2 separate regions of the Homo sapiens genome follow, and region 1 is linked to region 2. Evidence: read pairs that join two places in POLR2A ChIA-PET (ENCODE). Cell type or tissue: CD4-positive, alpha-beta T cell. All regions are shown on one strand.

What was found. ChIA-PET counts read pairs that join two places held together with the same protein. Peaks named below come from ENCODE experiments on the same cell type or tissue, not always from the same donor. Only the 100,000 strongest peaks of a DNase experiment are listed, where the experiment ranks them.
Region 1: POLR2A ChIA-PET joins it to region 2 with 5 read pairs; 1 of 35 experiments calls an interaction of 5 or more read pairs at or near these places.

What each region holds. Positions count from the first base shown.
Region 1 is chr16:68,276,349-68,281,348 of GRCh38, forward strand. All of the region lies in intron 3 of SLC7A6 (solute carrier family 7 member 6), which reads left to right. Among named protein-coding and RNA genes, the nearest start is that of SLC7A6, 14 kb to the left of the region's middle. In CD4-positive, alpha-beta T cell, no CTCF peak of the experiment used is centred here; no DNase peak of the experiment used is centred here; H3K27ac peaks cover 2,957 bases.
Region 2 is chr16:67,501,643-67,506,642 of GRCh38, forward strand. It overlaps ATP6V0D1-DT (ATP6V0D1 divergent transcript), which reads left to right. Exons shown (of 4, transcript NR_184227.1): 4 at 2,383-4,761. Among named protein-coding and RNA genes, the nearest start is that of AGRP, 21 kb to the left of the region's middle. RefSeq lists an enhancer at 3,086-3,195. In CD4-positive, alpha-beta T cell, no CTCF peak of the experiment used is centred here; a DNase peak (open chromatin) is centred at 2,949; H3K27ac peaks cover 2,623 bases.

The sequences.
Region 1 (5,000 bases), 770 kb after region 2:
ATGTTCCTTAGCACTGTACTGCCAGAGGTACTTAATAATATTCTGTTCTTTCCACATCTCTGCTTGCAAAAGCATTGGCAGTATATGCAGTTTATCCAGTGTTAAAAATAGCCTGAGAGTACCTTGGAGTTAGCAATAAAGGACTGTAGAATACCCATGCCTCTTGACTTTATGGAATTTGTTAAAGACAAATTAAAGGGAAAACGCTCCATATTCCTTGGGATAGTGAGGGGGAAACGGATACCCTTAGGATTAGGGAAGGCGGCTGCTCAGCTGTATGTCTGATAGGCTTTGGCTAGGGAGACTCTGGTCTGACTGAGCTTTCTAAAAAAGGGAATAATTTTCTGATTATAAAATATGTTTATTAGGCCAGGCATGGTGGCTGACGCCTGTAATCCCAGCACTTTGGGAGGCTGAGGTAGGAGGATTGCTTGAGCTCAGGAATTTGAGACCAACCTGGGCAACATGGTGAGACCCTGTCTCTACAAAAAATCAAATTAGCTGGGCATGTTGGTGTGTGCCTGTGGTCCCAGCAATTCAGGAGGCTGAGATGGGAGGATCTCTTGAGCCCGGGAAGTCGAGGCTGCAGTGAGCTATGATCACGCCACTGCACTCCAGCCTGGGTAACGGAGCAAGACCCTGTCTCCAAACAAAACAAAACAAAAAAAAAACCTCACAAAGCATGTTTATTTAGAAAATTAAATTACTCTTAAGTCATCCAAAATCTACCACCAAAAGAAGAGTACTTTTTTTTTTGAGATAGAGTCTTGCTCTGTCACCCAGGCTGGAGTACAATGGCATGATCTCAGCTCACTGCAACCTCTGCCTCCTGGGTTCAAATGATTCTCTTGCCTCAGCCTCCCGAGTAGCCAGGATTACAGGCGCCCACCACCACGCCCAGCTAATTTTTGTATTTTTAGTAGAGAGGGGGTTTCACCATGTTGGTCAAGCTGGTCGAGAAGAGTACTTTTATTTATTTATTTATTTATTTATTTATTTATTTGAGACGGAGTCTTGCTCTGTCGCCCAGGCTGGAATGCAGTGGCGCTATCTCGACTCACACCATTCTCCTGCCTCAGCCTCCCGAGTAGCCCGGACTACAGTAGGCGCCCGCCACCGTGCCCGGCTAATTTTTTGTATTTTTAGTAGAGATGGGGTTTCACCGTGTTAGCCAGGATGGTCTCGATGTCCTGACCTCGTGATCCGCCCGCCTCGGCCTCCCAAAGTGCTGGGATTACAGGTGTGAGCCACGGCGCCCGGCCTTGTATTATTTTTTAATTAAAAAAAATTTTTTTTGAGATGGAGTTTCGCTCTTGCTGCCCAGGCTAGAGTGCAATGGCATTATCTCAGCTCATCGCAACCTCGGCCTCCTGGGTTCAAGCGATTCTCCTGACTCAGCCTCCCGAATAGCTGGGATTTCAGGCATGTGCCACCACACCTGGCTAATTTTGTATTTTTAGTAGAGACAGGGTTTCTCCATGTTGGTCAGGCTGGTCTTGAACTCCTGACCTCAGGTGATCTGCCCACCCGGCCTCCCAAAGTGCTGGGATTATAGGTGTGAGCCCCCATGCCTGGCCTATTATTATTATTATTATTATTTTTCTTTTTTGAGACCGAGTCTTGCTCTGTCGCCTAGGCTGGAGTACAGTGGCTCGATCTCTGCTCACTGCAACCTCTGGCTCACTGCATCCTCCACCTCCCGGGTTCAAGAGATTCTCCTGCCTCAGCCTCCCGAGTAGCTGGGAATATAGGTGCGCACCACCATGCCCAGCTAATTTTTGTATTTTTAGTACAGACGGGGTTTCACCATGTTGGTCAGGATGGTCTTGATCTCTTGACCTCGTGATCCGCCTGCTTTGGCCTCCCAAAGTGCTGGGATTACAGGCATGAGCCACCATGCCCAGCCATAAATACCTTTTGAGGTCATCTTTTCTTGTAGGTTGTATACTGCTTTATAATTTTTTTTTTTTTTTTATTGATCATTCTTGGGTGTTTCTCGCAGAGGGGGATTTGGCAGGGTCATAGGACAATAGTGGAGGGAAGGTCAGCAGATAAACAAGTGAACAAAGGTCTCTGGTTTTCCTAGGCAGAGGACCCTGCGGCCTTTTTTTTTTTTTGCAGTGTTTGTGTCCCTGGGTACTTGAGATTAGGGAGTGGTGATGACTCTTAACGAGCATGCTGCCTTCAAGCATCTGTTTAACAAAGCACATCTTGCACTGCCCTTAATCCATTTAACCCTGAGTGGACACAGCACATGTTTCAGAGAGCACCGGGTTGGGGGTAAGGTCATAGATCAACAGCATCCCAAGGCAGAAGAATTTTTCTTAGTACAGAACAAAATGGAGTCTCCTATGTCTACTTCTTTCTACACAGACATAGCAACAATCTGATTTCGCTATCTTTTCCCCACATTTCCCCCTTTTCTATTCGACAAAACCGCCATCGTCATCATGGCCCGCTCTCAATGAGCTGTTGGGTACACCTCCCAGACGGGGTGGCGGCCGGGCAGAGGGGCTCCTCACTTCCCAGAAGGGGCGGCCGGGCAGAGGCGCCCCCCACCTCCCGGACAGGGCGGCTGCCGGGCGGAGGCGCCCCCCACCTCCCTCCCGGACAGGGCGGCTGGCCGGGCAGGGGCTGCCCCCCACCTCCCTCCTGGATGGGGCGGCTGACTGCTTTATAAAATTAAAAAAAAAATTAATATTGGCTGGGCATGGTAGCTCATGGCTTTTGTAATTCCAGCACTTTGGGAGGCTGAGGAGGGAGGATCACTTGAGCACAGGAGTTTGAGACCAGCCTGGGCAACAAAGCAAGACCCCACCTCTAAAAAAAAAAAAAATTAGGCATGGTGGCAGTGGCAGTGGTGTGCATCTGTAATCCTAGCTACTCGGGAGCCTGAGGAGGGAGGATCCCTTGAGCCCAGAAATTCAAGGTTGCAGTGAGCTATGATCATGCCACTGCACTCCAGCCTAGGTGACAGAATGAGACTTTGTCTCAAAAAAAATTTCATATTTAATCTCTTTCATCAAATACTCTTAGAAAACATGGTTTGAAGATACATAAGCAATCTCCAGGCAGTATAGTATAGTGGTTAGGATTGCAGGCCTCCATGCCAGACTGGATTTAATTTTCAGCTTTATCATTGACCAACTGTTGATCTTGGGGAGTTAACTAATTGCTGCCTCGATTTTCTCTTTTATTTTTATTTTTTGAGACAGAGTCTTGCTTTGTTGCCCAGGCTGGAGGGCAGTGGCTCAATCTTGGCTCACTGCAACCTCCACCTCCCAGGTTCAAGTGATTCTCCTGCCTCAGCCTCCCAAGTAGCTGGGATTACAGGTGCAAGCTACCATGCCTGGCTAATTTTTATATTTTTAGTAGAGATGCGGTTTTACCATATTGGCCATACTGGTCTCGAACTCCTGAGCTCAAGTGATCTGCCCACCTTGGCCTCCCAGAGTGCTGGGATCATAGGTGTGAGCCTGTAAGTGTGGGCCCGCCAGCCTCTTTCATTCAACATGTACTTTCATCCAGATTCCTCGGGATCTGAATTCCTGCAGGCTTTCTATCCTAGAAGCACTGGCTTTTCCAGAATCTAGGCCTGAGGGCAAGAACTTGCTTGTCATAGTAGTGGCCAAGTCATAAAACCATATTCTCTTCCGACTAGGGTAGGCTTTAGGGTTCAGCTTACTTCCCTTCTTGGAACTTAGGTTGCAGTATCAGGCTTTCAACAGAGCTAGGATATGCTGAGTCTCCTTGAGTAGAGGCGGCAGTGGGAACAACGTGGTTTCAGGAGACATAAATTGCACGAAACCAATTAGGTTATTTAGGGGAAAGAAATGAAAGGTCTGCACTGAATCTAGGGTAAGACTTCGGTAGGATAGGAGAATTAAGTTGGTCTTGAAATTGAGGCATGAGAGGGGTCCGGCTTGTTGGTTGGGAGACTGCCTAAACAAGTTATAGCCACGCCATTCTAGACACTTCCATCCTAGAAGGGAGGGCCCAGGAAGTCTGTATATAACCAACTCTAGGGCAGAGGCTGCCAGCTGGTGGCCCGTGAGCCAGACTTGGGCCCCAGAGATAGATTTGTTTGGTTTGTGGTGTTGTAAATAATTTTGAATTAGTTGCCAACATTTGAAAATCAGGACTTGCCTTTTCTCTTGAAAAATCAAAAGTTCAGGCATCATTGGACCCAAATTCCTGCCCGATAAAATAAGCTGGATTTCAGTAGTCGTAGCTTCTTTAAAAAAAAAAAAAATTTCTTTTTTGTTTATTTAAAAGGAGTATCCCTATGTTGCCCAGGCTGGTCTCAAACTCCTGGCTCAAGTGATGCTCCTGCCTCAGCCTCTCCAAGTGTTGGGATTACAGGCATGAGCCTCTGTGGAGGGCTCTGGCTCCTTTTTTTTTTTTGAGACAGAGTCTTGCTCTGTCACCCAGGCTGGAGTGCAGTGGCGCGATCTCGGCTCACTGCAAGCTCCGCCTCCCAGGTTCACGCCATTCTCCTGCGTCAGCCTCCTGAGTGCTGGGACAACAGGTGCCTGCCACCACGCCTGGCTAATTTTTTGTATTTTTAGTGGAGATGGGGTTTCACCATGTTAGCCAGGATGGTCTTGATGTCCTGACCTCGTGATCCGCCCACCTCGGCCTCCCAAAGTGCTGGGATTACAGGCGTGACCCACGGCGCCCAGCCGGCTGTGGCTCCTTTTAAATGGAGTATGGACTCCCCAGTCCACTGTAGTCCTCCACTTCTTGTATTATCCCCAGACTTTCTTGCCTTTGCTCACTCATATTACTTTCCTGGCCTCTGAAGGCACTGCACTTTCAGATCCTGGCTTTCTGGCTGTACCCCATCCCCTTCCCAGGTTATACTGGCAAGGAGATCCAAGCAGCTTTTTGCAGATTTCAGGCTATTTTATTTTACCTACTAATTATCCTAGAACAGTGGTTCTCAGCCAGAGGGGAGTTTATCTTCCAGGAGACATTTAGCAATATCTGGAGACACTTTT
Region 2 (5,000 bases):
CAGTGACTCATGCCTGTAATCCCAGCATTTTGGGAGACCAGGGTGGGTGGATCACCTGAGGTCAGGAGTTTGAAACCAGCCTGGCCAACATGGTGAAACCCCTTCTCTACTAAAAATACAAAAATTAGGTGGGCGTGATGGTGTGCACCTGTAATCCCAGCTACTCAGGAGGTTGAGACAGGAGAATGGCTTGAACCTGGGAGGTGAAGGTTGCAGTGAGCCGAGATCACACCACTGCACTCCAGCCTGGCGACAGAGCAAGACTCCATCTCAAACAACAACAACAACAACAACAAAACTATCAAGTTGTAACTTCAAAACTGAAATTTATTTATGTATTTATTTATTTTGAGACGGAGTTTCGCTCTTGTCACCCAGGCTGGAGTGCAATGGTGCGATCTCAGCTCACTGCAACCTCTGCCTCCCGGGTTCAAGCGATTCTCCTGCCTCAGCCTCCCAAGTAGCTGGAATTACAGGCCCCCGCCACCATGCCCAACTAATTTTTGTGTTTTTAGTAGAGATGGGGTTTCACCATGCTGGCCAGGCTGGTCTCAAACTCCTGACCTCAGGTGATCCATCTGCTTCGGCCTCCCAAAGTGCTGGGATTACAGGCATGAGCCACGACACCCGGCCCAAAACTGCAATTTATAGTGCACTGAGCAGCAAAGAAAAGTGACGAGAGCACCACTTACGATCTCTGTTCCAACAACTCGACTCTGCTGTTGGAACCCAAAAGCAGACACAGGCACCATGTAACAGATGAACCAGGCTACATTTCAATAAAACTCCATGTCTGCACACTGAAATTAGAATTTTAGATAACTTTAATGTGTCACAAAATAGCCTCCATTCGATTTTTTTTCATTGTGGTTCACGCCTGTAATCCTGGCCCTTTGGGAGGCCAAGGCAAGAAGATGACTTAAACCCAGGAGTTGGAGACGCAGCCTGGGCAACATCAGGAGACCCTATCTCTACAAAAAAAATTTTAAATTAGCTGAGTGTGGTGGTGCGCACCTGTAGTCCCTACCCTTTGGGAGGCTGAGGCAGGAGGATCATTTGAGGCCAGGAGCTCACTGCACTCCAGCCTGGACAACAGAGGGAGACCATATCTTGGAAAAAGAGAGAGAGAGAGAGAAAAAGAGAGATGGAGGGAGAAGGAGAGAAATGTAAAAACTTTAGAAAAACTTCAGTGCTTCTTAGTTGGTTTAAAAAAAAAAATGCCAGGCATGGTGGCTCATGACTGTAATCCCAGTACTTTGGGAGGCCGAGCAGGCGGATCGCAAGATCAAGAGATTGAGACCATCCTGGCTAACACAGTGAAACCCTGTCTCTACTAAAAATACAAAAAATTAGCCGGGCATGGTAGCGGGCGCCTATAGTCCCAGCTGCTCAGGAGGCTGAGGCAGGAGAATGGCTTGAACCCTGGAGCCGGAGCTTGCAGTGAGCCCAGATTGCGCCACTGCACTCCAGCCTGGGCGAGAGTGCAAGACTCCGACTCAAAAAAAAAAAAAAATCCTTGGGAGGCTGAGGCTGGAGGATCCCTTGAGCCCAGGAGGTTGAGGCTGCAGTGAGCTGTGATCCCACTACTGCACTCAGCCTGCATGACAGAATGAAACCCTGTCTCAATCAATCAATCAATAAGGCCGGGCACAGTGGCTCACGCCTGTAATCCCAGCACTTTGGGAGACCGAGGCGGATGGATCATTTGAGGTCAGGAGTTCAAGACCAGCTTGACCTACATAGTGAAACCCTGTCTCTACTAAAATACAAAAATTAGCCAGGTGTGGTGGCAGATGCCTGTAATCCCAGCTACTTGGGAGACTGAGGCAGGAGAATCGCTTGAACCCAGGAGGCGGAGGTTGCAGTGAGCCAAGATCACACCACTGCACTCCAGCCTGGGCGACAGAACAAGACACCCTCTGAAAGAAAGAAAAGAAAGAAAGAGAAGGAAGGAAGGAAGGAAGGAAGAAAGGAAGGAAGGAAGGAAGGAAGGAACCATTCTTGACTTGTGGGTTATACAAAAACAGGCAGGGTTCCACTCCTGGCACTAGGTTTGTTCTTGTGTTTGTTCTCTGTTCAGGGTTATGCCACGCAGAGGGTAGGAGGGGAATTAGTCCATGGTTATGTGTCCTCACAGATGACCACTGAGAAGGCCACCATGCCTAGTCGTCACGACTCTAGGCCCAGCAACTTGCTGAAGACTCTGCAGTGCTGGGGACCCAGGCATTTTTGTGAGGCTGTCCACACCCTATCTGCCTGTGAGGACTGGGCAGTCCATCTGGGGGTCTGGCTGCCTCTCCTGCGTGCTGCTGGGAGGCTAGGCCTGACTGTCATTGCTCTACGGCCACATCCCCAGCCACGCTCTTCTTTTTCTTCTTTCAGCCAGAGGGAGCCCTGAATTCATGCAGAGGAGTTTTTCTACCTTCCATCTGCTTCTGCATATCATCTTGTCTACTTAATGCCCCTCCTTCCGGATTTATAGAACAGTATGCATAATATGACCCCAACTGCATTCCAAAAAATAGATGTAGATGTAAGCTTAGAGATGCAAAGAAACTTTTTGAGAGAATTCACTATGCTTCTCGCGGGTGGTGACACAGTTCAAGGAGGTTCCATGGGGTGTAATGTTTATCTTTCTCTTTTGTCCTTCTGATCATTGAAATGATGCTTTGTGTGTGTGAACATGTATTACTTTTATAATTAAAATAGAAAAATTAATTTGAATGGGACAAATGCTCGAAGTCAAAGTCACCTGTTATAACTGCTGTCACTAACAGGGCAACTGTTTGAAAATGCTGCAGAAACATGAGAAATGTTCATGAAGTGACCCTGTGGAGGCTTCCGGTCACAGGATCATGTGAGCGCCACGATCACCCCAGGGGTGGAGCAGATGCTAAGTGTTCACCACACCCAATTCTCTTCCTGGACACACAGGAAGATGACATTTCCAGTGACATGCCCCACCTCTAGGCCCTAGTCTTTTTTTTATTTAAAGGTCTGAGTCTTGTTCTGTCACCCAGGCTGGAGTGCAGTGCTGTGATCATGACTCACTGCAGCCTCAACCTCCTGTGCTCAAACAATCCTCCCACCTCAGCCTCCCTAATAGCTGATGTCATATAGGCATGAGCCAGTGTGCCTGGCTCAGGCCCTACCCTTAAAAGCATCCCACCTGATTCACCAGCCCCCTTCTCTCTCTCAGTAAACTTGGAAACCACGCATTCCAGATGGTATAATTTACAGCATGATGGAAAAAGCCAGCTCTCCATGGGAAGCTGGCCAGTCTTCATTGGAGTACATTTTTATTGCATGAAGCCAATGAGACTTGATATTGTTTAACTCTGTGGTTTCCAAAGTGCGGTCCTTTTGAAGTATCCATAAAGTCTACACTAGGTTCACGGTAATATTAAGATGTTATTTGTCAGCTGGGCACGGTGGCTCACGCCTATAATCTCAGCACTTTGGGAGGCCAAGGCAAATGGATAATGAGGTCAGGAGTTTCAGACCAGCCTGGCCAACATGGTGAAACCCAGTCTCTACTAAAAATACAAAAATTACCTGGGTGTGGTGATGCATGCCTGTAATCCCAGCTACTCAGGAGGAGGCTGAGGCAGGAGAATTGCTTGAATCCGGGAGGCAGAGATTGCAGTGAGCTGAAATCTCACCACTGCACTCCAGCCTGGGTGATGGAGCAAGACACTGTCTCAAAAAAAAAAAAAAAGATATTATTTGTCTTTCATGAGTGTACAGTGGGATTTTCCAGAGGCTACATGACATGTGTTTTTTTATTTTGTTTTTTATACTGACAGAGGGGTCTTGCTATGTTGCCCAGACTGGTCTTCCAACTCCTGGCCTCAAGTGATCCTCCCGCCTTCACCTCCCAAAGTGCTGGGATTATAGGTGTGAGCCACTGCGCCTGGCTGTTTGTGACATGTGATGTTGAAACAGGTTGAGTATAGAAGCAGATATGGGAATTAAACCAGAATATTAAACCAGACATTGAAGAGATTTGCAAAAAATACAAAACAATACCACTGTTTTCACTTTCTTTTTGGTTTGGAAAAATGTAGTTATTTTTCATTAAAAGTATGTTGTGTTGGCTGGGCACAGTGGCTCATGCCTGTAATCTCAACGCTGGGAGACTGAGGTGGGAGGATCACTTGAGATCAGGAGTTCGAGACCAGCCTGACCAACATAATGAAACCCCATCTCTACTAACAATATAAAAATTAGCTGGGCTGGCTGAGCGCGGTGGCTCACGCCTGTAATCCCAGCACTTTGGGAGGCCAAGGCGGGCGGATCATGAGGTCAGGAGATCGAGACCATCCTGGCTAACATGGTGAAACCCCATCTCTACTAAAAATACAAAAAATTAGCTGGGCGAGGTGGCGGGCGCCTGTAGTCCCAGCTGCTCAGGAGGCTGAGGCAGGAGAATGGCGTGAACCCAGCGGGCAGAGCCTGCAGTGAGCAGAGATCGCGCCACTGCACTCCAGCCTGGGCGACAGCAAGACTCCGTCTCAAAAAAAAAAAAAAAAAATAACTGGGCTTGGTGGCATGCGCCTATAATCCCAGCTACTTGAGAGGCTGAAGCAGAAGAATTGCTTGCACCTGGGAGGGGCAGGTTGCAGTGAGCCAAGATCGCACCACTGCACTCCAGCCTGGGCAACAGAGCAAGACACCTTCACCTTCTCAAAAAAAAAAAAAGTTGTGTTAACATGTAATGGTTTCATGATATCATTTTAAATAAATTAATAAACATGTAAACATTTTCTCTGTTTTAATTTCTCACATGGTAAATATTAATGGTGTGAACCAAAAAGTGACTGAGGCATCTCAATCAATTTAGAGGTTTATCTTGCCAAGGTTGAGGACACGCCCGGGGAAAAAGAGACACAAGTCACAGTACGATCTGTGTCCTGTGCTTTTTCCAAAGAGGAAAGAGGCAGCAGGAGGGGAGGGAGGAAAGGGGAAAAAAGCGGGCAGGAGGGTAGGCAGGGCGGCAA